2 separate regions of the Homo sapiens genome follow, and region 2 is linked to region 1. Evidence: chromatin loops called from intact Hi-C (ENCODE). Cell type or tissue: CD4-positive, alpha-beta T cell. All regions are shown on one strand. Links, peaks and the distances in the headings refer to the core of each region. The heading gives the core; the rest is flanking DNA.

The links. Peaks named below come from ENCODE experiments on the same cell type or tissue, not always from the same donor. Only the 100,000 strongest peaks of a DNase experiment are listed, where the experiment ranks them.
Region 2: it touches region 1 in a loop (2.0-fold over the local background); 4 of 110 quality-filtered maps call a loop at or near these places.

The regions. Positions count from the first base shown.
Region 1 is chr2:181,215,416-181,231,411 of GRCh38, forward strand. LINC01934 (long intergenic non-protein coding RNA 1934) reads left to right here. Exons shown (of 5, transcript NR_130784.1): 2 at 11,056-11,120. Among named protein-coding and RNA genes, the nearest start is that of MIR4437, 82 kb to the right of the region's middle. In CD4-positive, alpha-beta T cell, for the core only: no CTCF peak of the experiment used is centred there; a DNase peak (open chromatin) is centred at 9,636; H3K27ac peaks cover 2,172 bases.
Region 2 is chr2:181,267,391-181,283,386 of GRCh38, forward strand. The region is part of intron 3 of LINC01934 (long intergenic non-protein coding RNA 1934); the gene reads left to right. Among named protein-coding and RNA genes, the nearest start is that of MIR4437, 30 kb to the right of the region's middle. In CD4-positive, alpha-beta T cell, for the core only: no CTCF peak of the experiment used is centred there; DNase peaks (open chromatin) are centred at 8,351 and 8,571; H3K27ac peaks cover 1,828 bases.

The DNA of each region.
Region 1 (15,996 bases), core at 5,146-13,145:
GCAACAAAAAATGAACTAATATAGCCCCTTAATAAAAAGTTTAATTTCTTATATTTTATATACTCCTTTCTCAACACTGACTTTGCTAGACTATACATTCTGGGAAGCACAGAATAGAAACAATAAATATTTATTAAGTGATGTCTGATAATAAATGATAACCATAGTAATAGATCCCTAAAAATCCTGAGTAATGGCAGATTAAATAATGCTCAGTAGCCTCCATTTGGTATGACTGGACGGATATATTTTTATTGTGTGTATTTAAGGTATACAGCATGTTTTGATATATATAATGAAATGATTACTATGGTCAAGCAAATTAACATATCAATTTCCTCACATAATTACTATTTTTGTGATAAGAGGACCTAAAATCTATGATCTTAGCAAATTTCTGGTGTACAATGCAATATTATTAACTATGGTCATCATACCATACATTAGATCTTTTGGATATGTACATATTCATTGAGCTCTTACTGTGTGCTAGGCACTGCACTAAAGTGTATTTTATGTATAAACTCATGTTTTAGATATTAACTCATATACATATATAATACGTAGTATACGTACTTACATGGACCATATACTTTTCTTTTTTTGAGACAGAGTCTCACTCTGTCACCCAGGCTGGAGTGCCGTGGTGCAACCTCAGCTCACTGCAACCTCTGCCTCCCGGGTTCAAGCAATTCTGCCTCAGCTTCCCAAGTAGCTGGGATTACAGGCCCGTGCCACCACATCTGGCTAATGTTTTTGTATTTTTTTTAGTAGAGCTGGTGTTTCACCATATTGGTCATGCTGGTCTCGAACTCCTGACCTCAAATGATCGACCCACCTCAGCCTCCCAAAGTGCTGGTATAACAGGCATGAGCCACCATGCCTGGCTTGGCCCTATACTTTATAACACATAAATAATTTAATATATATGAAACCTCTCTACAACAAGATCACAAGTTTCTTGAGAGCAGAGGTTATGTTTTAGACATCTTTAGTATTTTCCCCCATGTACCTGGTAAAATGCTATTCACAAAGTCTTAGTAAAAGACTTACTGAATACAGGTTAAGATGTTCTTTTGTGACTTCACATTTTATAGTGCACTAGAGTGCAAATAGTCCCAAAGGGCTACTAGAACTATAAATTACCCAAATCAATGACAAACAGCAATAATCTGAGAAATACAGCTTCCCTTTTATTTGTTAAACTCTTGTAGATTTGCTAGATTCGGTCCATTAACAGATTAAATGCCTGGTACTAGGCTGGGGTGGAGATCAGTAAACTTTTACACATTTATTATCTAACTGAAGAACCCAGAATAGAAATATATGAACCAAAGAACAATTAAACCCTACACCATATGGTACCATTTAGAACATGAGTTTAGAGAAAAAAGATCTTAGAAGAGGGAGCAAAATAACAGAACAGTTAGGGACATAGGCCTTTGAGTCAGACAGATGGGGCTTGAATATGGTTTCTGCTACATTTTAGCTGTGTTACTTGAGACAATTTACTTCTCTGATCTTTTCATATCTTTAAAATGGGATCCTACCACTCTTAATGGAATTGTGGCAATTAAATATGGTCATATACATTAAGCACCGAAAACATTGCCTTATACAAGGTAAACAACCATTGGATTTGTCAAAAGGCTTCAAAGGGAAGTGATACTTTAGGTGGACTTTAGAGGATGGGACTTTAGGTGAAAGAGGAAAAGATCAAGACCACTTTAGGTTTAGGAAGAACATAAACAAGAGAAGACAGAAATGACGATGGCACATAGGAGCAAAAATGAGGAAATCTGTTTGTTAGAGCTAAGTAGAAGGAGAGAGTTGGCAGCAGTGGGAAATTAAATTTTTTTCTGGAAAATGGGTTCAGATAATTGGAAGCATTGATTACACGTCAGAGATATTTCAACTGAAAAGGACCCATAGAACGGAGGATCCTCAGTTGCTCTGATCTCTGTATAGAGCACTCTCAGATGTTTAGATGACATATTATTGTGACTGAAGTATCCCTTAATATTAGCCTTTACTGCCAGCATTTGACACGTTGTCTTGAATATTAAGGGCAATAAATACATCGTTTTCAATATAAATTAATGAATCTGCATGCTGACAGTCCTCTGCTTCGCTTTCTGTTGCACAGGTCTGATGTGTGTATATGTATATGCATAGCTATCCCTCTATGAAAGAGGAAGACTATGTGTTTAATAACGATGACGAATAAGTCCTTAGGAATTATGACTAAAGTTTTGTAGAAGTATAATATACAGTAGATCCTATATAGTCTATGTATTTGTTCACTTTTGTCTTCCATTGTGGTGCTAAATTCTTTGATATCACTTGTATTCTCTCAAAGAAGTATTCCAAAATGTCTGGTTTTAATAATAAAATTAATTTTAATGTATATAGAATATCTATATTAAACCCATTTTCCAAGTTTGAAAATGAGAAAATGTATATCTTTTGACAATTTAAATCTCAGTTTATTGAACTTACTCTAAAGTTTAGTCAGAAAATTGACCTACCCAATGACACAATATGATGCATTGTCATAAAATAAAATAGGACATTTTTCAAAATATCAAATTTAATTTTAAGTAAAATTAATTTATTACATACCTTCTAGAGAGTTTGGTTTTCCCATGCCCAAAGAGTTGGGAATAACCCATATTTATTGAATTTGGCTATTGCACTCTAAAAAAAGTCTTTGAAAAAACAAATTGTTATGCTCTGTCCTTTAGAAATAGCTATTTGAGGAGTTCATAGAATTTTCCCAGATGTCTGAATTGAAGCTGTCTGATTCTTATGTAGATTTTCTCCAACATACAATATCTGGTTTTCAGAGTTGTGGCTCACAGGAAAATGGCTGCCTAACAGAGACAGAAGTATAATTACGATATCATTAGAAATATTTAAATATAAATAACTTTCTATATTTGTCCTTGTCACTTGTTTGGGTTTTGACAGGAGGAGCCAGTTTTGATGGGATTCCTGTGGCCCCATAGATTTTTATCCTGTTATCCAATTTTCCGCTGCACTGCTCTCCTTCTGTCAAACTGACTGCCAGCCAGCCTTACGTTCTCCCGAGAGGAGGAGCAAAGCTTTGTATTATAGTGGGCAGAAGAAGAACAAAAAACTGATTTTTCCCCTCCAAGTGCTATATTCTCTCTTTCTAATGGAAAATTCCATTGTCTGAGGGTTTGAGAGAATAGCAGGGTAGGAAAAAAGGAAGACTTCACATTTTCATTCAATAGAGCAAGATAATGTTGCAAAGCAGACTGAAATCCAAAGCTGAGCAGCATACAGATCAGCAGACAGTTTTCCAGGATGCTCAGAGTCACAGGAGTTGCTGAGATGCTGCCAAAGCTGGTTTGTGCTGAGTATTCCCTAACATTTCAAATATTGGCTTGCTGTCATATAAAATGAAAGGATACATACCAATCATGGTGTAAGGAAAATGAACATTTTTCTTTCATGTGAAGATGTCACAGTGGAAGCTATTTTACTTGAGAGTTTCCCATTGAGATTTGCTAATAGTGCAGGGCTTGGTGCAGAGATCAGACAGGTGACAAAAATGAGTGGGTTAGATGGGTCATTAAACAATTGGGAAGAATAAGAAATGGGGTGGGGTGGCCAGCTTAGGCGCCATCTAAATACCAAATACCAAATTGCAAAATACCAGAGCAAACCAAAACATAGTCTTAGAATACCAAATTGGAAAGTTCTTCAAAATATCATATTGCATAACCCAAACCAAACAAAACATACTCTTCAGGCCACACGTATCTTTCAACTGAATATGGCCCATGGCCTTCTGGATGCAATATCTGCATTAGAGAAAGGGTAGTCTTACCCTGCAGAGGAGCCAATGCTATATGAGGTAACTGAAAGGGCAGTTTCATATAGCCATGATTACTTGTTGGTGAGATGAAGACCTTATTGTGCACCAGGAACTTTATTTTGTTCTTTATTTATATCACTTAAGCCTGATAGTAGTCCTTGAAAAATTGATTCATTACATGCATACAAGGCATAAAATTTAGCATACATTTTTCTCATTTATATTATAACTAAAACTATGTGAGTTGCTATCAGAATCTTGAGAATATATCATGATGTGGGTCAGATTTTTGTACTCATAAGTACAAATATTTATGCAAAATTTAAAATGTTGAACTGTGTAAGAAATTCTGCTGTCAGATGTTAAAATTTTAGTTCCATTTTGAGTTTAGCAAAATGCCTTTCTGCTTAAGATACTATTTTCTCATAAGGGCATGAGTACTTATAATATTGGAAATACAGCGGGGCATGGTGGTATACATCTGTAGTCCCAGCTACTGAGGAGACTGAGGCAAAAAACTGAGGCTTGAGCCCAGGAGATCAAGGCTGCAGTGAGCTATGATAGCATCATTGCACTCCAGCCTGGGCAACAGAGTGAGACCCTGTCTAGAAAAGAAAGGAAAATTCTGGGAATGTAGAAGAAATTCATTCCTCCAAGTTTTCTTAGTGGTCAGTGCTGGAAACTGGAGTTTATGCAACCTTATAAATTAGGGATTTTTGTTTTTACCCTTAGTTTCATGGAAAATTTTAAAAAATTAATCTACCTTCTGACATTAAAAGGGGATTTTGATTCCTTTAAAGTTCTAGGCTTTGGGGAGTTGCTTAATAAATGTTATGTGAATGTTTGTGTCACTTTAATATTTTAAGTCATTGCATCCTGTTCATAAATGCATATACTATATTCTTGATGGTATTTTGAAAACTTTTTAGCCCATTCAATCAAATTACATTTTAAAATATATAATAATTTAGAAAATTTGGAAGTCCAGTGTACATGAACTGATGTTTTGCAAATGGTTAAACACCCAAAACACTATGTAATTTGCTTTTTAAAAATTATATATATTTACAGCATACAATGTGATGCTTTGATACAGGCATACCTTGTGAAATGATTAAATCAAGCCAGTTAACCTATCCTTCACCTCACTTACCATTTTTTGGTGATGAGATAATTTAACATCTCTCTCTCTCTCTTTTTTTTTTTTTTTGTTTGATTTTATTTTTCAAGACGGAGTCTCTCTCTGTCTCCCAGGCTGGAGTGCAGTGGCGCCACCTTGGCTCACTGCAACCTCCACCTCCTGGGTTCCAGTGATTCTCCTGCCTCAGCTTCTGGAGTAGCTGAGACTACAGGCACATGCCAACATGCCTGGCTAATTTTTGTACTTTTAGTTTAGATGGGGTTTCATCATGTTGGCCAGGCTGGTCTCCAACTCCTGACCTTAGGTGATCCGCCTGTCTTGGCCTCCCAAAGTACTGGGATTACAGGTGTGAGCCACCGTGCCCAGCCAGATCTACTCTTTTAGCAACTTTCAGGTATACAATATATTATTAAGTATAGACATCATGCTGTACATTAGATCTCCAGAATTTATCGATCCTATCTAACTGAAACTTTATACCCTTTGGCCAACATCCCCACCTCCAATTACCATTCTCGCCCTTGCTTCTATGAGTTTGACTTTTTTAGAATCCACATATAAGTGAGATTATATAGTATTTGTCTTTCTGTGCCTGGCTTATTTCACCTAGCGTATTGTCCTCCAGGTTCCTCCATGTTGTCATTAATGACAGGATTTTTGTCTTTCTTAAGGCTGTGTAGTATGACACTGAATATATATACCACATTTTCTTTATCCACTCATCAGTTTAACTAACACTTAGGTGTATTCTCTATCTTGGCTATTATGAGTAATGCTGCAATGAACATGGGAGTGCATGTATGTCTTTGACATGTTGATTTCAATTCCTTTAGATATATACCCAGACATGGGATTGCTGGATCATATGGTAGTTCTATTTTTAGTTTTTTGAGGAACCTCCATACTGTTTTCCATAACAGCTGTGCTAATTTACATTCCCACCAACAGTATATGAGGATTCTCTTTACTGTGTCATCACCAGTGTCTATTGTGTTGTGTGTCTTTTTGATCATAGCCATTCTAACAGGTGTGAGGTGATATCTCATTGTGGCTTTGTTTTTCTTTGCAAAAAAGAAATTAGTGATATTGAGCATTTTTCTCATGTATCTGTTGGCCATTTGTATGTGTTTTTGTGAGAAATGTTTATTCAAGTCTTTCGTCTATTTTTTAATTGGATTGTTTTCTTGCTATCAAGTTGAGTTCCTTATATATTTTAGACATTAACCCTTTCTCAGATACATGGCTTGCAAATATTTTCTCCCATTATGTAGGTTGGTCTCTTCCCTCTGTTGATTTTTTCCTTTGCTGTGCAAAGCTTTGTAGTGTGATACAATCTTATTTGTCTATTTTTGCCTTTATTGCTTGCACTTTGGGGTTATATCCAAAATAATTATTGCCCAGTCCAATATCCTGAAACTTTCTCCCTGTTTTCCTCATTTTAGAGTTTCACATCTTAGGGTTAAGTCTTTAATCTATTTTGATTTTTATATATGATATGAGATAAGAGTCTACTTTTATTCTTCTGCATATGGAGATCCAGTTTTCCCAGCACCATTTCTTGAAAAGACTGCCATTTCCCCATTGTGTATTCTTCGTATTCTTGTTGGAGATTCTTTGGCTATGTTGGTATAAGTTTATTTCTCGGCCCTCTATTCTGTTCCATTGGTTTATGTGTCTGTTTTTATGACAGTACCATGCTATTTTCACTACTATAGTTTTGTAATATTTTGAAATCAGGTAGTGTAAGGCTTCCAACTTCATTCTTTTGCTCAAGATTTTTTGTCTATTTGAGGTCCTTTGTGACTTCATATGAATTCTAGGATTGATTTTTCTATTTCTGTAAAAAATGCAATTGGAATTTTGTTAGAGATTGCATTGAATCTGTAGATCGCTTTGGCTCCTCTGGACATTTTAGCCTTATTAATTCTTCTAATCCATGAACACGGGCTCTCTTTCCAATTATTTATGCCTCTTCCATTTCTTTCATCAGTGCTTTATAGTTTTTAGCGTAGGGATCTTTCACCACTGTGGTTAAATTTATTCCTAAGCATTTTTTAATGCTATTTTAAATGTGATTGCTTTCTTGATTTTTTTAGATAGTTTTTGTTCCTGACTTGTTTTTGGCTCACATTAGTAGATATAGTTAATCATGTACCATCTTTTCCCCTCCATTTTAAAGGACATGTATAAAAGACAGATTAAGAAGAATGCATGATTGGTCAGTAGCAGCATTTTATTATCCACACTAGCTTTTAACAAAGCTAAAATCAGGTAGTCAATATATTTGTAGTAGAACTGGCTAAAAATCCAACTATTTTTTAAAAGTGTATTTTTGTTGCTGTCATATCTATATGTTAACTTTACCTCATGAAAATGAAAAAAAAACTATCTTAGTATAAAATGAAATAAATGTACTTATATTCTACTCTCTTCTATGAAGTATTCTGCTCATTGACCATCTATAACTTATCAAAAAATTCTGACATTAACAGGATAAATAAGATAGATTGAATTGCCTGGATATCTACCTAAGATTGTACTAAAAACTTGTGGACATATATACAGAGAAAAAGAAGCTACAAATTTTGACTCATATTCTCTGCCTGTCTGAAAGAGTAGAAGGACCATATACCAATATTTTCTGACTTTAATCACAGGGGCAAACATACCCTGAGTTTTACAATTTTTTAATGAACCAAGGTTGTAATAAAAGAACTCAACTGCACAGTTTCAGGAAACTGTTGAGGTGGATTTTCCTGCTCTTTACTTAAATAAATTTAAAACCAGAAATAAAAAATCATGAAAAACTACTTCCATGTGTATATTTTAATAGAGTTGAGGCCATGGAAGATCTCCCTTAAGATTTGCTGGCTTCCTGTTTGTGTCTTGCTTGTATCATTACACACTTAACCTGCCCCATTTTTCAATTTATTGCTTCCAATAGCATTTTAAAGGTGTCTTTTTTGCTGGCCCATATGGAGGATGTTGATTCTGTTGTTCCAATAACAGTATGAAATATAGTTTGTGGTTGCTTTTTGGGCTAAAAGAAACTCATTACAATTTCCTGTTCCTTTGTGTGTCGCCAAAAATGTTATTGTTACTCAGGTCTGGAGATGTCTTTAGAATCTGTGCTACTTTTTAGACTTTTACATCAGCACATTTTTGTAAATGCAGCAAAATTTGTCCCAACAATTGAACTCCAAAGGATCAGCGATCTTCATCATTACCAAAGACAAGTAGGAAAACAATCAAACTTTTTAGGGGAAGCAATTCTTACAAATTTCTAAGGAGAGTCCATTTGTGCAGTTCTTTTTATGTACTACGCAACATAAAGGGCTAGAACTCTTCACTCTTCTACAAGTTAAGATTGTAAAAGAATCAATCACAAATCGAAAAGGAAAAGAAAATGGAAAATATTTAACAAAAGATTATAGTTCTCTAAAGCTTTGCTACTCAAAATGTGGTCTGTTTCACATCAGCTGGATGTCCAAAATCAGAACCTTAGGCCTTACTTCAGACTTATTAAATAAAAATCTGCATCTTAACGATCTCAGGTGATTTGTGTGCACAGCCAAGTCTCAGAAGCACATAGTTTCTATTCAGTCAACAGAGTAATTCCAAACTTATCACCAGATGATCTTCTTATAAAGCCTTGAAGTTTACATAGGCAAACTGCTTTGTAAGTACAGCCAGAATAATTTTTGTTTTAATCTGCAACACAAGTAAATTAACCTTAGTAATATGGTCAATTTAGTTTTTAATTGCTATTGAAAGTTTAAAGATAGTTAAGCTTAGAAAAGAATGTACAAAAGTTAAACGTCAAAGGTTACATTTAGAAAACCAAAATACCTACAAACATGCTGTAAAATGTCCATGTGTGTTTAAGTGCATTAATCTTCAAATTCATGCTTTTCTTTTATTACTTGAGTTGCTGACGGGATAGTTACTTTTGACTTATATGAGTATAAAAATGCCACTGGGGAAGGAAACATGTTTTTCTGTTCTCAAAATTCAAACTGGCTGAATGAATTAAGCTCAAACTTATGAAAATAATTCACCTTCAGGCTGAGCCTTTCTTATTAAAGTGGCAACCGGAGTTGAGAGTGACTTGAGTGGCATTTGTGAACACCTACAATGATAGGTTTTAAAAAGGGATATTTTCTCCCTTTAGCATTCACAGTTGATCATTATTTTTGAAAACTGATTATTGTTATTTGTTCTATTATTTTCATGCCTATTGATCTGATGGTAGAGAGATGTTTGTTTTCTTGAATGTTTTCATTTTTCATTTTTTTCCTCCTTTCCTCTGTTCTTTACTTTCTTTCTCTTTTTCTCCCTCTCTGTCTTTCTCTCATTTAATTATTGATTGCCCCTTGTGTGCATGGCTTTTTTTCAGACTACAGAAAGATTTAAAAGAAACAGAAAACATAACTCTTGTCTTCAAAAATATCACAAATTCCTAATATTTTCCTGAGTTAATATTCCCTCTCAACATGCTCTACCAAACTGTTTCTCTTGTGGTCATTATATATTCAGGGCTAATTCTGTTTTTAACTTTGTTTTCTTTGTTTCTCCTTCCTCACCATCCTTGTTTTGTTATAAGTAGATCAACAGTTACTATGGAAACATATCACTGTTTTGGGTGTGGTGAGTACCACAATTTATATATGATTCTTAAAATATGAGTACATGAAACTAAGATCGCACGTTACCCTTTTGATATTCATGCTTTGTTTCTAGATATGCTTAGCCTTGACTAAGATGTCTGTCATTCTATAAAACAGCTTTTACTCAGTTCAACACATTTGAAATTCTATTTCAGACATACCGAAAATATTATGTTAATCACAAACATGTTTGTATTAAGCAAAAATTCTATTATTTAATATCTTGCATAATTAACAAGATATAGTAGAAGGATATACTGATATGGTCCTAAAATAAATGAGTTGTATCCAATTCTATAACAAATTTGCTAATCCCATAAATCCTGAAAAAGAAATCAAAGCAAATGAATGTAAATATTAAAAATATACTTTAAAGTCTATATTTTCAGACCTGTGGAATCTTGCCTATGGAAAGGAAGGGGAAGTTTTATTTTCCTTCATTTCATGCCACAGAATGAACAGTGTTGGTAGGAAAAATTCTTTCTCTACCAATTTAGGCTTGAGTGATGGGACCTGTGAATTAATTGACAATAGACCCAGTAGTTAAATAAATCCCTAAATAGAAGGATTTATATATCAGTTTAACAAAGTGGGTGGGGAAATTTAGAGTTGCAATAGCTGTGGAAGGTTCTATTGGACATTTTCATCCTAATGACAATAGGCAGTCTCCTTCTTGCCTAAAAGCTCCCCCATACGGGGGGTTAATGGCAGCTGTGTTTTCCAGGAGGCTCTACTTTTGCCAGAGAAGTAAAGTTTAGATAAAATTTATTTCTCCCATCAACAACTTTTCCAAATTTTCTCACTGAACTTTTGTTTAAAAATCTATGTTTTGCATTTATAATACAAACTGATTATCCCTAATCTGAAAATCCAAAATCTAAAATGCTCCAAATCCCAAAACTTTTTGAGTGCTGATGTCATGCCACAAGTAGAAAATTTCACACCTGATCTCCTTTGATGAACTGCAGTTGAAGTTCAGCCAAAACTCTGTTTCATGAACAAAATTATTAGAAATATTTTATAAGACTACCTTCAGACTACATGTATAAGACGTATAGAAAACGTAAATTAATTTTTTGTTTAACCTTGGTTCCCATCCCCCAAGATATCTCATTATATATATGCAAATATTCCAAAATTTGAAAATATTCAAAATCCCGCATTGATCCCAAGCATTTCAGAAAAGAGATACTCAACCTGTATACATCAATCCTCATTACAGTTGACCCTTGAATAGCATGGGCTTGAACTGCACAGGTCCATTTATACATGGATTTTTTTTTCAATAAAAGATACACCAAGTATAACTACCTTTCCTGCCTCCTTTTCCACCTTCTCACCTCTCTGCCTTTGCCACCATTGAGACAGCAAGACCAACCCCTTCTCTTCCTCTTCCTCCTCAGCCTACTCAACGTGAAGATGATGAGAATGAAGACCTTTATGATGATCTGCTTCCACTTAAAGAATAGTAGGTACATTTTCTCTTCCATACAATTTTCTTAATTTTTTTTCTCTAGCACACTTTATTATCAGAATATAGTGCATAATAGAGCATATAATTTATGTGTTAATCAACTTTTTATGTTATTTGTAAGGCTCCTGGTCAACAGTAGGCTATTAGTAGTTAAGTTTTGGGGGAGTCAAAAGTTATACATGGATTTTTTGCTGCACAGGGAGGGATCAGTGCCGCTTACCCCAGCATTGTTCAAGGGTCAACTGTATATTCAAATAAACTTAGGAAATGTGTGTTGGTATATACTTCATAATTATATCTCTGCCTCAATAAAAGAATTGGAATTTATTCTCTGTACTCTACTATCAAATATTAGAATTGATTAGAGTGGTAATGGGATTCAGGACATGTTACCCAAAATATGGCACCTTGGCATTTGAGAAAACAGCAGAAGCAGGAAGGCCACTCTCACCTTCTCACCCTTCTCACCTTCTTCTCACCCTTCTCACCTGAAGCATATAATAAAACCTAAGAAGATCACTCTTTGGCTTTCTCCTACCCTTCTTTTTTGAAGCAGGTCATGAGACCTTCATTTGAAAGGTGCCCTTCCTAAACCCAGAGGAAAGGAACATCTTTATCTTTGAAGGCACAGGGGCACAGAGAAGAATCAGAACGAGAAGGGCTTGCTAAACTCCCCCCAGTTTATTATTATTAGATCACACCCACTTTATCCAATCATACTTCTCCATATCTATCCATCTCTCCATCAGATCTAAGCATAAAAATACACTAGGTTACCTGTTTTTTTGAATCTTTGTTTCCTTATAAAGGCTACTGTGTCACATAAAGCTTACATTAAATAAATGAGTACGCTTTTCTCTTATTAATCTGTCTTTTTTTATTGGTGCCTCAGCCATGAATCTAGCAATGAGTAAGGAATGAAATATTCTCCTTCCCTATGGCTAGCATAGCACCTTTGTTAAAATTATAGCATGACAATACATCATACAACCAAAAGTGATACCAATGCGCCACATTTTCCTTTTATAAAGTATGCTTTAAAAAGCAAAGTTTAAGGAATGAACACAAATGGAGACACAGGCAATGGTAGAAGCATTTGGCTCCAGCCTATTCACTATGAGGTCCGCTAGATTTCTGAACTGCTCTATGCTGCTCAGTTTTCCTCTTGGGTTTTAGATTTCTGTTCTCTTTTCATGATCTCTTATTGTTTACATGACTATCTTTCTTTTGTACACTAGCTTCTTAAGGGAAAAGAGTGAACACAACTCAACTCTCCCCACCATATGTAGTGTCTGGTACATTGTAAGTGGACGACATGTTGGGTGAAATATGTGAGGGACCAAATTCTTATTTGTCCTGCAAGAAATAACCAATGATGGAAAAATTTAGGCATAGGTATATACCTTGGATTCTGAAATTAGGAAATGATTATATTCTCTGATTATGCCTGTGACCTGGGGTGTGGACAGAAGATATTTCTCCCTCTTATGAGTTCTTTTCTCACACATTTATAGAAATTAAGCCAGGAGAAGCAGCTACACAATGCAGCTACCCACTTTATTGACAGAGATCCAGGGATACTAGGGAAGCTGTGGCTATTGTAACATGCTTTTCCTGCCCCCCCAGCTAGCTTCTACATGGAATAACCACTGCTACTACATACATTATGCATGCAACATACATAAATTACTATTGCAACCACAATTACTAACTAATATGAGCATTCACCATTTATAAATACCAAGCCTTGTGCCTGGCACCTTACATAAAGTGTCTTATTTATTTTTTCCATCGCCCTAAAAAAGAAATAAGTTATCCCCATTTTACACTTGAGAAGACCAAAGCTAAGAGGGGCTAAACCCAGCTCAGTTAAAAAGCATTCCAAGGCTGGGTGCGGTGGCTCATGCCTGTAATCCCAGCACTTTGGCAAGCTGAGACAAGAGGATCCCTTGGGCTCAGGAGTTTCAGATCAGTGTGGGCAACATAATGAGACCTCATCTCTACAAAAAATTTTAAAAATTAGCCTGCATGGTGGCACACACACCTGTAGTCCCAGCTACTCATGTGGCTGAGGTGGGAGGATTGCTAAACTCAGCAGATGAAGGCTGCGGTGAGCCATGATCATGCCACTGTATTCCAGTCTAGGCAACAGAGTGAGGCCCTGTCTCAAAAAATAAAAATTAAAATAAAATTTAAAAAAGCATTCCAAGGCAGTTGCCCTGAATCATGCACCCAGTTGATGGGAGTGACCTCTCCTGTGGATGATTCTACAGTCAACAGAGTGCTAATACAGTTGAGGGCATAGAGTAGGAACTCAACATGTTTTGATTGGCAGTTTTATGTTAGCTCTGGGAGAATGCATGGCTAGGGATCTATAAAACAGTGAAGAATGGCCCTCAAATGTAAGTTTTATTATTATTATTTAATCTTTAACTAGCTTTTTAAAGTCAAGTCATTCGGAGAGTGAGTTAGCTATAATTTTATCTTTTTACCTTGAGATCAGCCCTCACTCTAATAACTTTTAATTATTAGAGTTGTGCAAGTTTTGGGGAGAATTTAAACAATCTAAGTAAAATCAAAGTAACACATGAATGTAGCTATAAATATATCTCTATATATTTTTTCCTGATGAATTCAACCACCCTGAGAAAAGTGTTACATGATTCAAATATGGTATATAAAAATGGTGATTCCAATGACTATTCTTTACTGAAAGTATTAAGTCTTAATCTGTTAGCATGGCTTTCCTACTCTTCTTTTACAAGATAGATTTGAGTTTGTAAATTTTAGTCTTTGCAACATTATCTACTCCAGGCACAGAGGAAGTGAGAAACTCCAAAACGTGTTCCACTGTTATATGAGCCAAAGGCTGGTCAGTGCCTTGTGGTGACAAGAGCAGCTAAAGCGGCTGTCACCCTCCCTTGTGAATCAGCCTCAGGAGATGAGGCAGCATGAATGGAGAGCTCTGGACTCCTTGTTGGGGTCAGGTCCCAAGCACGAATATCATCCCTAATTCCTAGGAGATTCTCACCTGGTGCTGCAGAAAGCCCCTTTGCAGCTTCTGTCCTTGAATAGAAGCACCTACATCCAAAACAAGATTTTGGTGACATTTTCTTTGAACAAAAGTATCAAGCAACATGCAATTATTCATTAAAACATACACATTTGAGTAACCCATTTTATCTAGGAGTTGCTTAATTGTAGACTTCTAGATTAATTTTAATGTAAATGAGTTGACAGTAGAGTAAAAAGTATGCTAAAACTAGTTCAGAATTAAAAACTGAAAGAAAATTGGAATAATTTATAAGTAATTTGTAAAATTTTTACATTTAAGAGAAACAGATCATGTCAGTTTCAAATATGTGTATTTGTTTATTTGCTCAAAGTTTATGACTTGGTCAATATCCATATCCATGATTTGTGACTAGTTTTTAAAAATATGCATAATTAAAATAATGAGTGATTTTTGTAAAGTTACAGCCAAATATTTTTATTCTCTTCTCCCTTTTTGATATCTATCACTGATTCTTTATCATGTTTGCTAGATTAGCTATTACCTGTGTAACTTGCTTATTTATATTATGCATAAGTTATCTAATTCTCTAGAATCCTATATCTATGAATTTTCTGAGTTAATACCCAAGTAATACCTCAAAAATACCCATGTAGTTTTCATTGATAAGAAATAAAGACCATGTTTTTATATCTGAAACTGTTATCAAACACAGGGTGGCATGCCATCTTATCATTGTTCCTGGTGAGGTGGATCTAGAAAGAGGGAGAGGGAAAGTCTTCTGCTTCCTCTCACCTCTTCCTTTAACATGCATTCCCTCTACAAGCCTGGCCACAGTGCCAAAAACTTCTTTGTCCCCAGATATGAGCCATATGCCTTTTAATTCCCTATGATTGCTTTGTTGTCTGGAGTCTAGAAAGTTTTCTTGGGTTCCAAGTTTCCCTTTCCTTAAAAATGAGAATTTTCTTGAAATGGCTTAATTACCATGACCTCCTTAATAAAACAAAGTTGACAGTAATGGAGAGTAAAATGGTACTAAGAACAGGCATGATGTTAAAGGAGGCTACCTGAGGGTGGAAAAGTGACTGAGAATAGAGACTGATTCTGATAATTCTATATCATGTGTCAGTCAATGCTTTCTATTTAGAATATTGATACCATACATAGCATAGGGTTTGATTGTTGTTGAAGCATATTGAGGATAATCTCTTTATATTTGAAAACTGTCTTGGAAGTAATTTTGTAGAAATATTCTGATATGGAACTGATGTCATAGGTACATACATCAGACTGCCTAGAATAATAATATGGAATCAGCAACTAGGAACACTATAGACCCAGGAGGATAAGGTAGTTTATATAGGCTTCCATTTGGGGGATATATCATGAGCATGTTGTCAAAACCAGATGTGGTTCTGAATTACCTGATCAATTCAGTCTGAAGAAGAGTTAAGTAGGTACCTGCCTCTTACTACCTTCACACCCCAAGCCTCTACCCCAATTTGGGGGAACTCTATGTCTTGAGACTACCATAAAAATTATTATTTGGTATGTTTACATGTAAAGATTCTTGAGACTCAAAAATTCCTAAACTAGCAATAAAATAATTTTTATTCTTTGTCAAAAACTTTGAAGTATTGTTACAGCTCTGGTTCCTCAGACCTTTGGATGAAGAAGGTTTAAAAGGAATGAATATCTGGAATAGTAGGGTTGAAAGCAAGATAGGATGGAGAAAGATCTCACACTGTGAAGCAGACCTGGCAAAGCCTTGGCCAACCCAGTAGGTGTCTCTAGAGAGAATATTGCTGATGAGTCAGGATGGCTGGGCTTTTGTGCAGGCTGCCTCAGACAGGGTGA
Region 2 (15,996 bases), core at 3,697-11,696, 51 kb after region 1:
TTTGTATGTTTTTTATGATTGTTCATCAGCTCAACATTCAAATATGACTGAAATGAAGTATGTTGATGGAATCCAAAAAAACAAAGTAAAAGACAGAAGACTGGCAGAAGCTTCAAAATGCCAAAAACTCACTTAGCATATTGTAATGAAATTTAGAAGCTCAGATGTCAAAATCAATTAAAAATTTTCTATGTTATCAACTAAAAAATAACCTTTTAGTCATACAAAAGCAAAGACTAAATCTACATTCTCTATAACATTGTAAAATCATTATCATATGGAGAAGCAATCAAAGAGTATGCAGCCAAAAAAAACTGGGGAAAATAAAGTTGTGTCAGGTGGTTAATTATTGAAATACATTTTCTTGAATTTTTGATATCTATGCTATTTTCTAACTTTTCAATTATGTAGCTTGCTGCATTTTTAACCTTTCAATTATGTAGCTTGTAGCGTTTTTCTCATTTAAATTAATATTTACCTTTGTAGTTTTGAATTTATAGTTTTGTAATCTTAAAGAGGGCTGAAAAATTTTATACACTCAAGTTGCCAAGATTGATCACTGGTTATCATCACTCTAGATTTCATACAAAATGCAAATAGAAAAATTCTGTTTTCTACTCTTCTCAAGCTTATTTTTTTCTAGTGGCAAATGTATAATATTAAAGCTAATATAATATTAGAAATTCAAATATTTTAATATTTTAGTGAGGAAACTAAAGCTCAAAAAACTGACAACATTTTCCAAGTCAGATCAGTTGGCAGCAACACACAATAATCATGGTTCAGGGCTCCTGGTTCCTATCCCCCGTTCTTTTCATCATATTATGTGGTCACTCTTTAGTTAAAGAAATGTGTTATAAAAGAGAATACTCAAAATATGGCATTGATGAGATGACTCTGTGAAGTTCTTACTATTAATTTACTCAACCACTAACTTAACCATCAACCATTCAGTGAGCACTGGGCATTCACAGGTGGCTCCTGACCACATAGCCCCTGACCTTAAGCAGCTCAAAGGAGCAGACTAATATAGACTAGTAGACTAATATAGAAAAATGTTGTAAGATGCATAGTAATTGTACACCTTGGAAATCCACCAGGGAAAGAATGTGAATCTTCTGATCCATAATATGATTTGTGCCCCTACATATTCCTTGGGGATATGTAGGAGGGCTGGTTCTGGCTCCATCTGCCACCACAGAAATAATCTCTCTATCGTATCTCACTGTCCTTCCCACCACACACACAGTCTATTTTTACTCTCATTCTTACTGTAATTCACCACACACACACTCTATTCTTACTCTAATTCTTACTGTAATTCACCACACACACACAGTCTATTCTTACTCTAATTCAGCACACACACACTCTATTGTTACTCTAAGTGAAGAGTATTAGAAATAACTTTACTTCTCAATCCTCCACTACACACACACACACACACACACACACACGCACAGAGACAGAGAGAGAGAGAGATTTATTAAATTGGATCACGCAATTCTGGAGTCTGAAGACTGATAACCAGGAGGGCCAATAGAGTACGTTCCAGTCCAAGTCCAACAAGTCCAAAGGCAGGAGAAGACCTGTGTCTCAACTCAAAGACCATCATGCAGAGAGAGTGGATTCTCTCTTTCTCAGTCTTTTGGTCTATTAATGCCTTCAAGATATTGGATGAGACCTACATTGGAAGAAAATATGCTTTACTCTGTCTATTAATTCAAATAGTAATCTCACCCAGAAACATTCTCATAGACACACTTAAATAATACTTAAATAACTGGGTACCTGTGGCTCGGTCAAATTTACACGTGAAATTAACCATTACATCCATCTTTCTTCTCTTCTTCTTGACCTCTTTCTTCATTGCTACCTTAGATTAGGGCTCTCCAGAAGCAGACTCTCAGATGAGAATTTGTGGAAAAGTAGGTTACTAAGAAATATTCCCAGGGAAAAAAAGAAAAGGAACAGACAGTGGGACTGGGAAGGAGAGAAGGCCAAGCCAGGGTGGATTAAGCCAAGTTCTAGTGAGATGAAGAAGCTCTGGAGGCATGCAGGCCATACCTCAGAGATCACCCTGGCAGGTGCTGGGTAAATGGGATATTTACACCCACACAAGTCCCATTAATGGTAAGGATGTAAGTTTTCAGCTACTCGCTGTTCTCTGTTCACAACAATCATAGGCTCTGGCAGCCAGAGAGTAGCCCTCTGAGGAGGTATCACAGGTATGGCTTTTGAAAATGGAAGCACCATATCCAGGCAGATCAAAAGAGATCTGAGAGAATTGGGAGGAACACAGGCAGCATGTGCTGCAGTCGTCATCCTCTTAGTAATAGCCACAATAATCTCAATGTCATCAAAGACTCTGCACGAGACCCTGGACTCCATATTTTCCATATATGATATTAGCAGTCAATCATCACATCAGATTTATTATAATTAATACAATCTCCATTCTACAGAGGTGAGGAATGGGGCTCAAAGGAAGATAAGTGACCACAGGAACAGCCAGTGCTGATACAGTCTTTCCCACCCCCAGATGCTGCCAATTCCTTGTCCCATGTCACTGCCCAAAATTATCTGCTGAAAATACCATGTACTTGCCATGTGTATTAGTCTGTTCTCATGCTGCTAATAAAGACATACCTGAGACTGGGTAATTTATAAAGGGAAGAAGTTTAATGGACTCATAGTTCCACATGGCTGGGAAGGCCTCACAATCATAGCAGAAGAGGAAGGGAGAGCAAAGAAACGTCTTACATGGTGGCAGCCAACAGGGCTTATGCAGGAGAAGTCCCCTTAATAAAATCATCAAATCTCATGAGACTTATTCACTATCATGAGAACAGTACAGGAAAAACCCACCCACCCATGATTCAATTACTTCCCACCGGCTCCCTTCCATGACAAGAGGGAATTATTGCAATTCAAGGTGAGATTTGGGTGGAGACACAGAGCTAAACCATATCATCATGTAAGATAATTGGATAGAATGCCAACATGTCCATATGTGGTAGAGAAAATGTTTCATTACTTATAGTTGTGCTCACATATATTTTGTTAAGTGCCTAGGACATAACCCTGCATTCATTCAGAACCCTCCTGATATTGATGAAAAGTAATGCAGGTCTAAGCTGGCAAACAAAAACATCTGCAATTGCTCTAAAAGTTTATTTTTTAAAGCTACTTAAAAGATGCAATAGTTGGCTGTCATGGAACTTTTTACACCCAATTTTACACTCTGGGTTTCAGAAATTTGCTGAATATAAAACAAGTCTTTAGACTACCGAGTGTAGTGCTATTTTTTTAGTAGCAAGAAACAGTATTTCCAGATTTAGCCATTCACTACTAAGTGTAAAGAACAAGTGGTGGAAAATTCTGTGTGTAAGCTATAAGTGCTAAGAATGTCCCACGGTGGGGAGTCATATAGCTTCACCTCCTAAAGGCTCTCAAAGAGACAGCTGCATGTTTTTTAAACAAAATAAATGGATTTGTATACTCCACTACTCCAGAGTTAGCAATTACTTTGAGTTCTTCATTAAAAATGCATATAAGTGAAGACATAATTAGGAAGATTTAGAAATCTTTGTGTTTTCTGTAGTTATTTAATGTTTTGCAAAAGGAATACTGTCAAAAAAATTTACCGTTTCTCAATGTTAATTTTGAAAGTGGCTTAGTAAGGGATAGTTGAACCAAACCACGGCATTGTTTTAGGGTGGATATCAGGTTGTTTTTCTTGGTGAGTGATTTCCTCGCCTATCATAAATTAGTATTTTCAGCTTCTGAGATTTCTCAAAGAATTGAACAACAGAATATTTATTTAAAGTGATATCTTTCAAATTAGAGCTTTCTAATTATGTGGGGGAAACCAGAAATTTGATAAATGTGCACAATTGTACAATACTGAATATTTTTAAAAGATAGTCAGAATTCTTTCTTATTAATTTTCACCTTGCATTTTAACACATTTGGCTTCTTTTATTGTGGTGTCTAGCATTATCTTCCATAGAGAAATGCACTTCCAGGAATGCTTCAGCCTGTGTGGGTACATTTAAAGTTACCTGATAATGATGATGAGATGAATTCATGCAGTAATTAGAAGAAAGATAGCTTGAGGCACCTAAATTATGTGGCTCCAACTGGCCTTCTTTTGGAAAACAGCTAAAAAAGGTTATCATCTTCATTTTGTGAATGTTTTTCATTTAAAAGGAAAACAATGCTCATAAAAGTTTTAATATTATAGACTAGAAGAAGAGCGAACTATTTAAATACAAGTTCCTTTAATTTTCAGGTATATTTATTTTGGTTTCCTTCTGGACGCTGGTGAATGATGGTTATTGTTTTCACACAATGGTATCATATGTATGTGACTTCTGACCCTGGAGACAAACCCTCCCCACACACACACACACTAACAAGGGACCCACACAGTTTTTTTCTCCAATCCCAAGGAATCTCTCCTACCCCTCTTAGTCTTCTCAGAGCCATCTACCTCTTTCCTCCCCTCCCCATCACCCAGCAGAATCTTTAGGGAGAGAAGGAAAGGGTTTCAAGTATCTCTAAGCAAGGAATTTAGAAATCTGCTTAGGCTGGGCACAGTGGCTCACACCTGTAATCCCAGCACTTTGGGAGGCCGAGGCAGGTGGATCACCTGAGGTCAGTAATTCAAGACCAACCTGGCAACACAGTGAAACCCCGTCTCTACTAAAAATACAAAAATTAGCCAGACATGGTGATGTGTGCCTGTAATCCCAACTACTTGGGAGTCTGAGGCAGGAGAATCACTAGAACCCAGGAGATGGAGGTTACAGTGAGCCAAGATCGCACCATTGCACTCTAGGCTGGGCAACAAGAGCGAAACTCTGTCTCAGAAAAACAAAAAAGAAAAGAAAAGAAATCTGCTTAGCAGCTGAAAATCTGAGGGCAGAAGAAAGGAAAAATACAGTCATGTGCTGCATATCAATGTTTCGGTCAACAACGAACTGCATATACAATGGCAGTCCCCTAAGATTATAATGGAGCTGAAACATTTCTATCACTAGGGACATGGTAGCCTCATAGTACAACACATTACTCAAGTGTTTGTGGTGATGCTAGTGTAAACAAACTTATTGCCATACCAGTAGTATAAAAGTCTAGCACATTTAATTATGCATAGTATATAATACTTAATAATGATAATAAAATGTTAGGTTGTTGGCTTATGCATTTATTATGCTTTTTATCATTATTAGCATGTACTGCTTTTATTTATTTAAAAATAGTTAACTGTAAAACAGCCTCAGGCAGGTCCTTCAGGAGGCATTCCAGAAGAAGAAGGCATTGTTATCATAGGAGATGACAGCTCCATGCATGTTATTGCTCCTGAAGACCTTCCAGGGGGACAAGAGGTGGAGGTGGAAGATAGTGATATTGATGATCCTGACCCCATGTAGGCCTAGGCTAACGTGTTTGTTTTTGTCTTCATTTTAAATGAAAAGTTTAAAAGTATAAAGATGAAATTTTAAAAATTGAAAGAAGCTTATAGAAAAGATATAAATAAAATATTTTTGTATACCTATACAATGTGTTTTGTTTTAAGTTATGTTATTACAAAAGAGTCAAAAGGTTTTAAAAATTACAGTTTATTTAAAACTTAGGGTAAGCTGAGGTTCATTTATTAGTGAAGAAAGTTTTTAAAAATAATGTAGTGTAGCCTAAGTGCACAGTGTTTATTAGGTCTACAGTAGTGTACAGTAATATCCTAGGCTTTTACATTCACTCATCACTCACTCTCTCACTCACCCAAAACAACTTCTAGTCCTGCAGGCTGCATTCAGGGGTAAGTGTCCTATGCAGGCATACCATTTTTAAATCTTTCATATCATATTTTCACTGTACCTCTTCAATATTTAGCTATATTTAGATACATAAATACTTACCATTGTGTTAAAATTGCCTACATTATTCAATACAGTAACATGCTGGACAAGTTTGCAGCCAAAGGAGCAATAGGCTATACTGCATAGTCTAGGTGTATATAGGCCATATCATCTAGGTTTGTCTAAGAATACTCTATGATATTTGCACAATGATGAAGTCACCTAACAATGCATTTCTCAGAACATATCCCCATGGCTGCCTGACTGTATGTGAAAAAAAAAATGATTCAGTAAAATTTTTTAGAATATACTGTTCTCTTTTGTCCCCACCTATGATATTTTACTATGAAGTTTTCATCTTCTAATGCAGCATATCAGTAACAGCCTCTCAACCCATTTTCCCTCTTTCTTACCTTTTTGGGAGTCACAGGCTTCGGCTGGATGGAGTTCAGGGAGACAGAGCTCTGGCCAACCCCCAAAGCAGAACCTATGCAGGAGGGTATGGTGTCCACATTGCCTCATCCGAGGCAAAACTACAGCTATGTCAGGAGGGCATGGTAACACCTCAGTAATACGTTATATCTTCCTCACCACCTTGCTAAAGAGAAGCCAGTTTTAGACACAGTGATATGTAAGTGCTTCTTTTTTATAATTTGGTGAGGATCACCTTACTAAAGTGAGGATTTACTCACTTTGGCAATGTAACACGTTTATTAATTTTTTAAGCACAGAAAACTAATTTAAAAAATTTTCTTACCTTTAAGAATACAGATCAAGGTTTCAAAAACATTTTCAGTTGGAAATCTTTGGGTAGGAAAACTGCAGTAATGAGCAAAAGGGATAAAAAGGTAAAACATGTGCAAAACAGATGTTGCACCTAATTTCATGCCAGAACAAATTAAAAATCAGAATCTTGCTTTGTGATTTAGACGATGGACAATCTATACAGATGTGTGTAGGCTGAAAAAAATTCTCCTTGTGAAACTGGACATTTTTAAATTATGAGAACCTACTTTCTAAAAGCAACTGGGATCAATTACTAAAACAGAAATCTCTTCTTTTGTTTGGAGATTGTCAACAGTATCCAAACCTTGACATTAGATCAGCACCACATGGAATGAAAATAATTTTGAGGTTCATGCATCAAATGTAAAAACATGATTTAAAAATTTGAGAACATTTTCATAAAGAGTAAGATCCATATAATATGTGGTAATTTAAAATGTATTAAAACACACGAATTGGGCATCAATTAAGTTAGAAAGAACTGTGTTAGAACACCAGGCAGGTGGTCAAAATGGTAATGAAAAGAAATAAAAACACAGACAGTATGGAAGAGGCAGCCTGTAAACACCAAAACGGTGTCAGAGTCACAGAGTCACTGCCTGGTAGAGATGCTTGCAGGTTTTTTTTTTAATGTAATTTAAGTATTTCCACCCCCACGAGGAGATTTTAATGTAGTTATGATACATTTGAATTAATATCTTAGAGATTTCAAGTATCTTCTTCATAACGATCATCATTAGTCAAGAATAGAAGTTTTTAGATTTGAGGTCTATTTGCTTTCCAGAGGATCTGTAGATGGCTACAGAGGGTCTCTGACTCCTTTACAATTGTATGAAATCATCTATATATATATATATATATATATATATATATATATATATATATATATATATAGAGAGAGAGAGAGAGAGAGAGAGAGAGAGAGAGAGAGAGAGTACATAACTTTCATACATTCTTATGAGGATTCCATGACTTCTCAAACATTAAGAAACTATTGGAAAAAGCAGAGCTCTACTAACAGGAGACATGTCGATTTATCTTACATAAAAATGACCCGTACAACCCAGGAAAGCTTTGCAAACAGCCAAAATGTAAAACAAATTAAATGTTGTGTTTATCCCTTCAGAATAGTGCAGCACAACAACTCCAGTCATACAGTTTTTATTTACATGAATATTTTAGAAATCCAGCTATTTGTCATTAGACACTCTCTCTTTATAATTTGAAAAATTTCAAGAGCCATGGGAACTAACCATAGGTTATATTATGTTGTATATTACTGGCAAGTACTCAATAAAGAGCTGGCAAGAGACAGTAAATGAAAAATAAATATGTGGCTCAATCTGGTCAAGGGAAAATAACACAGATAACAAGGAGGGATTAGGTCAAGCCCATATTGTGGGTTGTAAAGCACCTGATTTCATGTAATTCAACTTATCAATATTCATGAGCACTTATGGTATGCAAAACACTGTGTTTCTGGTGCGAAAAAAAAACTAAACTTGAAACTTAGTAATGTTATAATTTTTCTTGTTTTAACCCAAGAATAATTTGTCAAATCAATGAGGAAGTTATGATTTGGGCTTTGTTGGTTTTTCACCAATAAGAGGATGATAGCAAGCAAGAACCACAGTGTGGTGGATATACATGATGTTGAGTTAACTAAGCTGGAAGGGTATTTCCCTCTATTCTTTGCCTGCGTACTTCTGGGTTAATGTAAGGTGCAAGAGACACAGTGCATAAGATGTGCACTAACCCTAACCCTAACCCTAACCCTAACCCTAACCCTAACCCTAACCCTAACCCTAACCCTAACCCGGGTTAATGTGAGGTGCAAGAGACACAGTGCATAAGATGTGGTAGGTGGAAGTGAAGTAGAAAGCATATTCTTTTATGCTGGGAAGGTCACTTGAGGGCACTGCTCTGTTTGCAGCCCTCTAGTGTTGCTGTTTGTCTGAGGGCTCACCTTATTGGTGCTGAGCAGTGGCGGGCCTGCAGCTCCTCCAGCTCCTGGCAAGGCCTGCAGCTTCTGATTCCCAAGTAAGGTGCATGTTGAGCTCTGTGATAATAAGCTCCAGCTTTTTCCACACTAGTTTATTAAAATTTATAATGCAGAAGGCATTTTTAAGTAGTTTGCTGCTTGTCTGAGCTTAGGGAGTAATCAGAAATAACACAAACTCTTATGAATCAGTTGCAGTTTCCATCACAGAACAGTCACAGCATTGGAGAAGTTGGAGGTCATGAGAAGCTGGCCTCAGAACCAGTTTATCCTTGTCTTCCCCTCTCCATTGAGGTCCATCTTTCCTTACCGCTGCCTACCCATTTTTTTTTTCTATGTCACTCATAATGGTTCTTTTCTAATTGATGTCATATACCAATGTATACCCAAATAACCTGACAGATATACATAGAAAAAGGATTTTAAATTAGGGGATCAATTGTTGATGTCAGAAGCAATATTTTTGCACTTTTTCAAACTCAATGCAACCTAAATCGTTCCCATGCTGGTGTATTAAAATTTGTAATGCAAAAAAGCATTTTTAAGTAGTTTTGTACTCTCAGGGGCATAATAAATTATCAGAAATAACAAAAACTCTTATAAATCAATTGTAGTTTCCATCACTTTACATAATATATTCTTTCTAATAACAACTAGTAGAGCAAAAACGTACTTTCTGCAGAAAAAGTAGAGAAAGGGAAAATCCAGGATCTCACTGAACTCATTCTTTGGCTTCTTTTTATTTCTGGAATTTGACTAGAAAGAATATTGATCTTTTACAGTGAAAAAAAAAAAAAAAAGAAAAGAAAAAGAAAAAGAAAAAAAATCACATCACATTTTAAATGTATTTGGTGCCAAGCTATCATTTATGGAAATAGATAACTGTTTCATAGTTAGTGGAAGCCGCTTACCTACTTTTGCAAATAGTAGTAGTAGTTACTAGATACCACATTGGCCCAGTAAAAGAGAGTTTAGGGAAAGAATCCTGGACTGATTTGAGAGTCATTAGGTCTTATAGAAAGATATCTTACAAGAAAAAATCATCAACTCAAATTAGATTGAATTAAAGAGGAGAATTTATTGGGATGCATAATTTTTAAAATACAACCCAAGAGTAGAGATATAGCTCTTTATCTTTCTTTTTCTGTCTGAATCCCCACCCTCATCTTTGTCTCTCTCGCTCCTCTCTCTCTTACTCTCCCTGTCTCCTATCCACCCCTTTCTCCCTTTTTACCCCTCTCCTTCTCTGTTTCCCTCCCTTCCTCTATCTTTCTCTTGATAGTTCAGGGTGCATGTGGCACCCACTCCTAGCTTACATAGCCTTCCAGCTTGAGTGCCACTGACCAACTAGCTAGTGTCTCTTCACCCAATTACTAGAAATATTCATTGTTATAATTCAGCCAATGGATTGACTATGCAAGGGGAGAGTTTCCACTTACAGTCGGATCAGCTATGGGCAGGGAGCAAAGTACAAAAATGGCTACTAAAGACAGTGAGTGACCCTTCTCGAAGGAGAAGTGGGATGGGCAGACACCCTGAGATATTTTCCACTTTACAATATTTGACTCTTCACCTAGTGGAAAGCAGCTGGATTCAATTGCTTTTTTTTTTTTTTTTTTTTGAGACGCTGTCTTTCTCTGTCGCCCAGGCTGGAGTGCAGTGGCGCGATCTCGGCTCACTGCAAGCTCCGCCTCCCGGGTTCACGCCATTCTCCTGCCTCAGCCTCCCGAGTAGCTGGGACTACAGGTGCCCGCCACCACGCCCGGCTAATTTTTTTGTATTTTTAGTAGAGACCGGGTTTCACAGTGTTAGCCCGGATGGTCTTGATCTCCTGACCTTGCGATACGCCTGCCTCGGCCTCCCAAAGTGCTGGGATTACAGGCATGAGCCACCGCACCCGGCCTCAATTGCTATTCTTAAGCAAGAAGCAAGTAACTCTTGGTGCTTCAGTTCCATCACGTTAATTTATGTAGAAAACCTATTTCTACTCTGGAGCCTATTTTTGAAAGCATGTAGTCTTTTAATGATAAGTACTATATAAATATTAGTTATGGCCATTATAAGTCTTTTAATTTTTTTTTTGTCTTTAAGGTCCAATTATTTTTTAAAAAGTATTTGTTCTAGCCAGGCGCGGTGGCTCACACCTATAATCCTTGCACTTTAGGTGGCTGAGGAGGGCAGATTGCTTGGGCTCAGAAGTTGAAGACTAGCCTGGGCAACCTGGCAAAACCCCATCTCCACAGAAAAATGCAAAACTTAGCCAGGCATGGTGGCACAAGCCCGTAGTCCCAGCTACCTGGGGGGTTGAGGCAGGAGGTCGCTTGAACCTGGGAGGTTGAGGCTGGAGTGAGCCTAGATGGAACCTCTGCATTTCAGCCTGGGGGACAAAGTGAGATCTCAAAAAAATGTATATATATGTATTTGTTCTAGATAACTGTTTGGTCTCCTTATCAGTCTGAAATAAGGGGTTCAGACTCCCATTCTCAAGGTATGATCGCGATAAAAATGTGACAATAATTTTGAGAGATCTTATGGTGTATGTCATCCCCCGGAGGTTGTGCTCTTCTTTCTGAATAAGAGGAAAATGTTATGTTCCCTGAATGTTTATGCAAATAAAAGATTTATTTTAACATTGAACCATAAACAAAATAAATAAGACATTTCTGATATATGAAAAATATCACAGTGGGAGTGAGAAATTATGTACAAAAAGCAAAATGAAATTGCAGAATGCTGTAAGTAGAAGGGGCTTTGGGGAGCATTTAGAGATTAAATGATCCAATCCAACCCTTTTAATTTCCAGGTTAAGAAATTGAAGGTTAGGGGAGATTAGGCAGCTTTCTAAAAATTAGTTTACATTTGAGCTAGGCCTCGGTCTTGTAATTCCAAATACAAGCCAAATAGCAAAATCTTGCCTTAAAAAGTAAATCGGGGAAATTAAAATCTTTCTCTATGTTCTCTTTCCTAGTTAGAAATTATTGTTCACCCAACAATTCATCAATATGACATCACTTAAGGATGTAAGAGAGAGAAAATAGTTGAATCTTCTTTGTCTGTATGATTAAATTATTTTATTCATAGTAACTTTGTTTCTACCATAAAGTGCTGCATAGTATATGCTTTTTAATAAAATTAATTGAAACTTGTATTGTTAAGGATGCTCATAACATTTATTAAATAATTAATGATACCCTTGACTTTTACCAAACCAGAATTGGAGATTCAAGAGTGAAGAGAATGGTACAAGCCTTAGTTTCCATCACATTTGGCACTGAATATCAAGGGCAGAGATCACATATAATTTATTGTACATGTATAAAATATTGGGGAGGCCAGCAAGAACAGAAGAAAAGCAAAGAGAGATTTAAAGATTTCAGAAAGAAAGAATCATAATTCACTGTTTAAAACTTCCATGGGCCTGAAATATCGTTCTATGATGAGCCTTGTCAAAGGGTAACATGAAAAAGTTTTAAGGTTCAGAGTGAACGATACATAAACTTATAAGAGAAAATAGTTGCATCCATATGACAGGGAGAAAAGGCAGGAGTTATTTTAACATGGAATCATATGCAATTGTTTGTATATTGCCGTTTTTTCCCCCTTGAGACATTCTGGCTGCCTTACCCTTGGTCAAGTCTCTTGACTCATTTGTAAAGTTAAATTTCATCCAGGGAAAGCCTTTCATGTCTCTTTATATCACATTCTACTTTCATTTGGTTTATTTAATGATTTATTAAATACATTAAGCATAGCACAATTTCCTATGAGAGTTGAAACATATGACTAAAATTATTTTAAAATTATGTTTATGTTGTGATTTATAAAATTGCAAATTGTCAAAGACATAAGGGATAACGGTAAAATAGCACACAGTTGCTTGAAGCCTACACATTACTCCAAGACCTCGCTTGAAAGCTGGTAATTCCCTTGAAATAGCCCATAGGGGAAGCATATGCAAGGCAACTGACAGCATGTGGTTTGAATAGATGTGCCTATATAGTGAAGGACCAGACTCGGAGAAGGTATTAATGAAGAATATGAATACAGGAGCAATTTCTTAACTTGGTACAGAGACTGACCCCATTTTTATCCAATTTTTATAATCTGTATTATTTAAGGGAGAAAAAATTTTACTCAGGGCTGAACACTCAATACTTTAAGTGTGCTCTAATGGATGTATCATGTAGAGAGCAAGGCAATTGCTTACCTCTTTTATTATTTGGTGGATTTATAAAGTGGCAAAAAATGGATTAGTAGCCATAGCAGCTTGTATTGATAGTGAACAAGTCACTTAACCTTTCTGTGTATCAATGTCTTAAAACAATTCAATCATTAATTCTACATACTGATTGTCAACTATATGCAAAGCATTTTGCGAATTCCTAGGATGAAGGAGTGGGAGTGAGTGATAGGAGATGAGGCTGGATGAGTAGTAGATACCAGATTTAAAATGGCCTTGTGTGACATAATAAGCAGTCAGGATTTATCCTTTATAGTCTTTTGGGTGTTATTAAAGGATTCTAAACAACGGAGTGGCAAAATTGGCACTGACTCTTAGAAATAACACCCTGGTGGTAATGTGAGGCATAGATCAAAAGAGGATAAACTTGGCCCGGTTAGGACAACGGTAATTAATCAGACCAGAAATTATGGTTGCCTGAACAAAAGCCATGTCAGTGGTGATGAGGAGAAAAGGACGGGTTTGAGAAATTGTTAGGAAGTTTGCTTGTAATTGATTAGATTTGGAGGCCAAGAAAGAAGCCTGCTTTGATAGTGATCTATATAATAATATTGATTTCTGACTTGTAAAATAAAGCATATACAGAACCTTGCATAACTTCAATTTGCTTTTATAACAATAAAAGTAATTGTTAAAGATTATTAACTTTGTCTATCAAGTGATGCATGTAAATGAATAAAGTACATTTTTGGATTGTGTATGTAATACAGACAAGCTTAAACACTGTTTTTTGTTGTTTCACTTTTGCTAATAAATAAGTTGAGAAAGCTGGTCTAATTTGACAGTCTTTATATTTAAAGGATAGCTTTCACTTCCCTATGGGAATGAGAAACAGCACTTATAGAAAATTCCATACAAAGCTTTGAGGTCTAACATGCCACGATTTGATAGACTAGGGCATCTGAATATTTAGTTCCTGACTCCAGAGAGCAAATGTTAGAAGATAGAATTGATGAATATTTGACTTAAACTAATTCCTTGAATATCTAGCCATGTATTTTATACCATCTATAACTGTGGTTTCTCAGCACTTAGAAATATGAGCGCTGAATAAAAATGTAGAAAACCACCTGTCTACATGGCAGTCTTCCAAGAATCTACAATCTAAATTATGCTTACCACTAGCAGGAAATGTAGGCAGCCACCTTCTACTTGTCATTCTCAGATCCATTTTTCAAAGGAAGACTATTGCAAGGAAACTACCTTTATGTTAAGACTGATATAATAGAGTACACTTCTTGTACATGGGGGCTTAGAATTAGGTGCTAGGATTTGAGGGAAATCAAGTGAGGCAGACACACAAAACATAACTTCTAACATATCTTTCAGGCATTTGATTTTGGAATCTAATGCAGTATGAGTTTGCTAGTGACCAAGGAAGCCAATAGTGAAGCAGAGTAGTATTAAGTTTCAGTCTCTAAGTTAAGTAACACAAGAATAGTTTCTTTATGTTTAATTGATAAGTTTTTGGTTGTTTTTGTTAAGTTAAAAACTTTTTGATAATTTTCTGCCTTATAACTGTGTATAAGCCCCTGAATTGTTATGGTGTGCGGTACAAAGATAGAAGGAATGGCCTCTGTATTAGGCTGTTCTTGCATTGCTATAAAGAAATACCTGAGACTGGCAATTTATAAGAAAAGAGGTTTAATTGGTTCATGGTTCTGCAGACTGTACAGGAAGCATACCACCAGCATCTGTTTGGCTTCTGGGGAGGCCTCAGAGAAATTTTACTCATGGTAGAAGGTAAAGTGGGAACAGATATGTCACATAATGAAAGCAGGAGCAAGAGTTGGGTGGAGCAGTGCCATATTTTATAACAACTAGATCTCATGAGAACTCACTCACTATCATGAGGACAGAATCAAGCCATGAAGGATCTGCCCCCATGACCCAAACCCATCCCACCAGGCCCCACCTCCAGCACTGGGTATTACATCTTAACATGAAATTTGGATGGGACATCCAAACTATTAGATTGGTGCAAAAGTATTTTGCTTAACCTAATATATCAGCCTGTAATCAACAGAGTGAGTATTAAGCTCTATTTGTGAGATACAAATATCACTAAAAATGGAAAATAAAGATTGACACATAACAATGGTTCATGATTTCAAATCAGTATACTGTTAAAATTTCTATTAGATAATTTTTTTACTAATTTCTGTTAGAGAAATTAGTAAATTGTATGTTTGTTATTTATAACATTCCACAGTGGTTAAATATATAAGATTAAATTCGGACCTAAGACCTAGCTTCAAAACTTGAGTCTGACATTTACTAGTGGTGACACTGTGAATCAGTTATTTAACCTCTTGAACTTTAATGACTTCATTTTTAATGGAGAAATAGTCCTAGCAATTGAGCTCAAAGTAATTCTCATTAATAGTTGCTGGATATTATTAGTACTGACAGTAGTAGAAGTAGGAAATCCTTTTTTTGTCCCACAAAATAATTGAGGTGAATTATTTTTAAAACTTAAAAAAAATGATAGTAGAAAATAATCAGGATATTTTTCTTAGTATATAAGAGTTAAAAAAAGAAAAGACTAGAGTCAATATGTGTGAATTTATGTATATCTGTGTGAGTCAATATGAGAGAGAGGTATCTTTGTATATTTGAGCTTTCAAATTTAAGCTTCAAATTTGGCTTTAAGATTCATGGCAGCCAATTTAAAAGAAGAATATATTCAGTCATATCATTTCTCAGTATCTATATGGGAAAAGTATGCCAATTATTCAGATAAAGCAACATTTTTCTTAACAATAATTTCTTAATGGGATTTCTTACAAGAGGATTTACAGAGAGCATATTACAATAAATACACATTATGGTTTCAACACTCGATTGCTGAAGCAAAAATATTAATGTATTGTTTTCTGTTTGATCTTTTGGAAAAGCCCATCTTACCACCAGTGGACAATTCAGTGATGCAAACTCCATGAAGGATAAAGTTCATGCAGTTCAACTATGTAGGTTTTTGTTAGTCCAGTTCTTTGATCCAAGGAAGAATTTAGAGCAACTTGAAAGATGGTTGGAATATGCAATTATGTTATTTAACACAACAGTTTAATTGGCTTTCTGATGACAGCTGGTGGAAGAAACTGTGA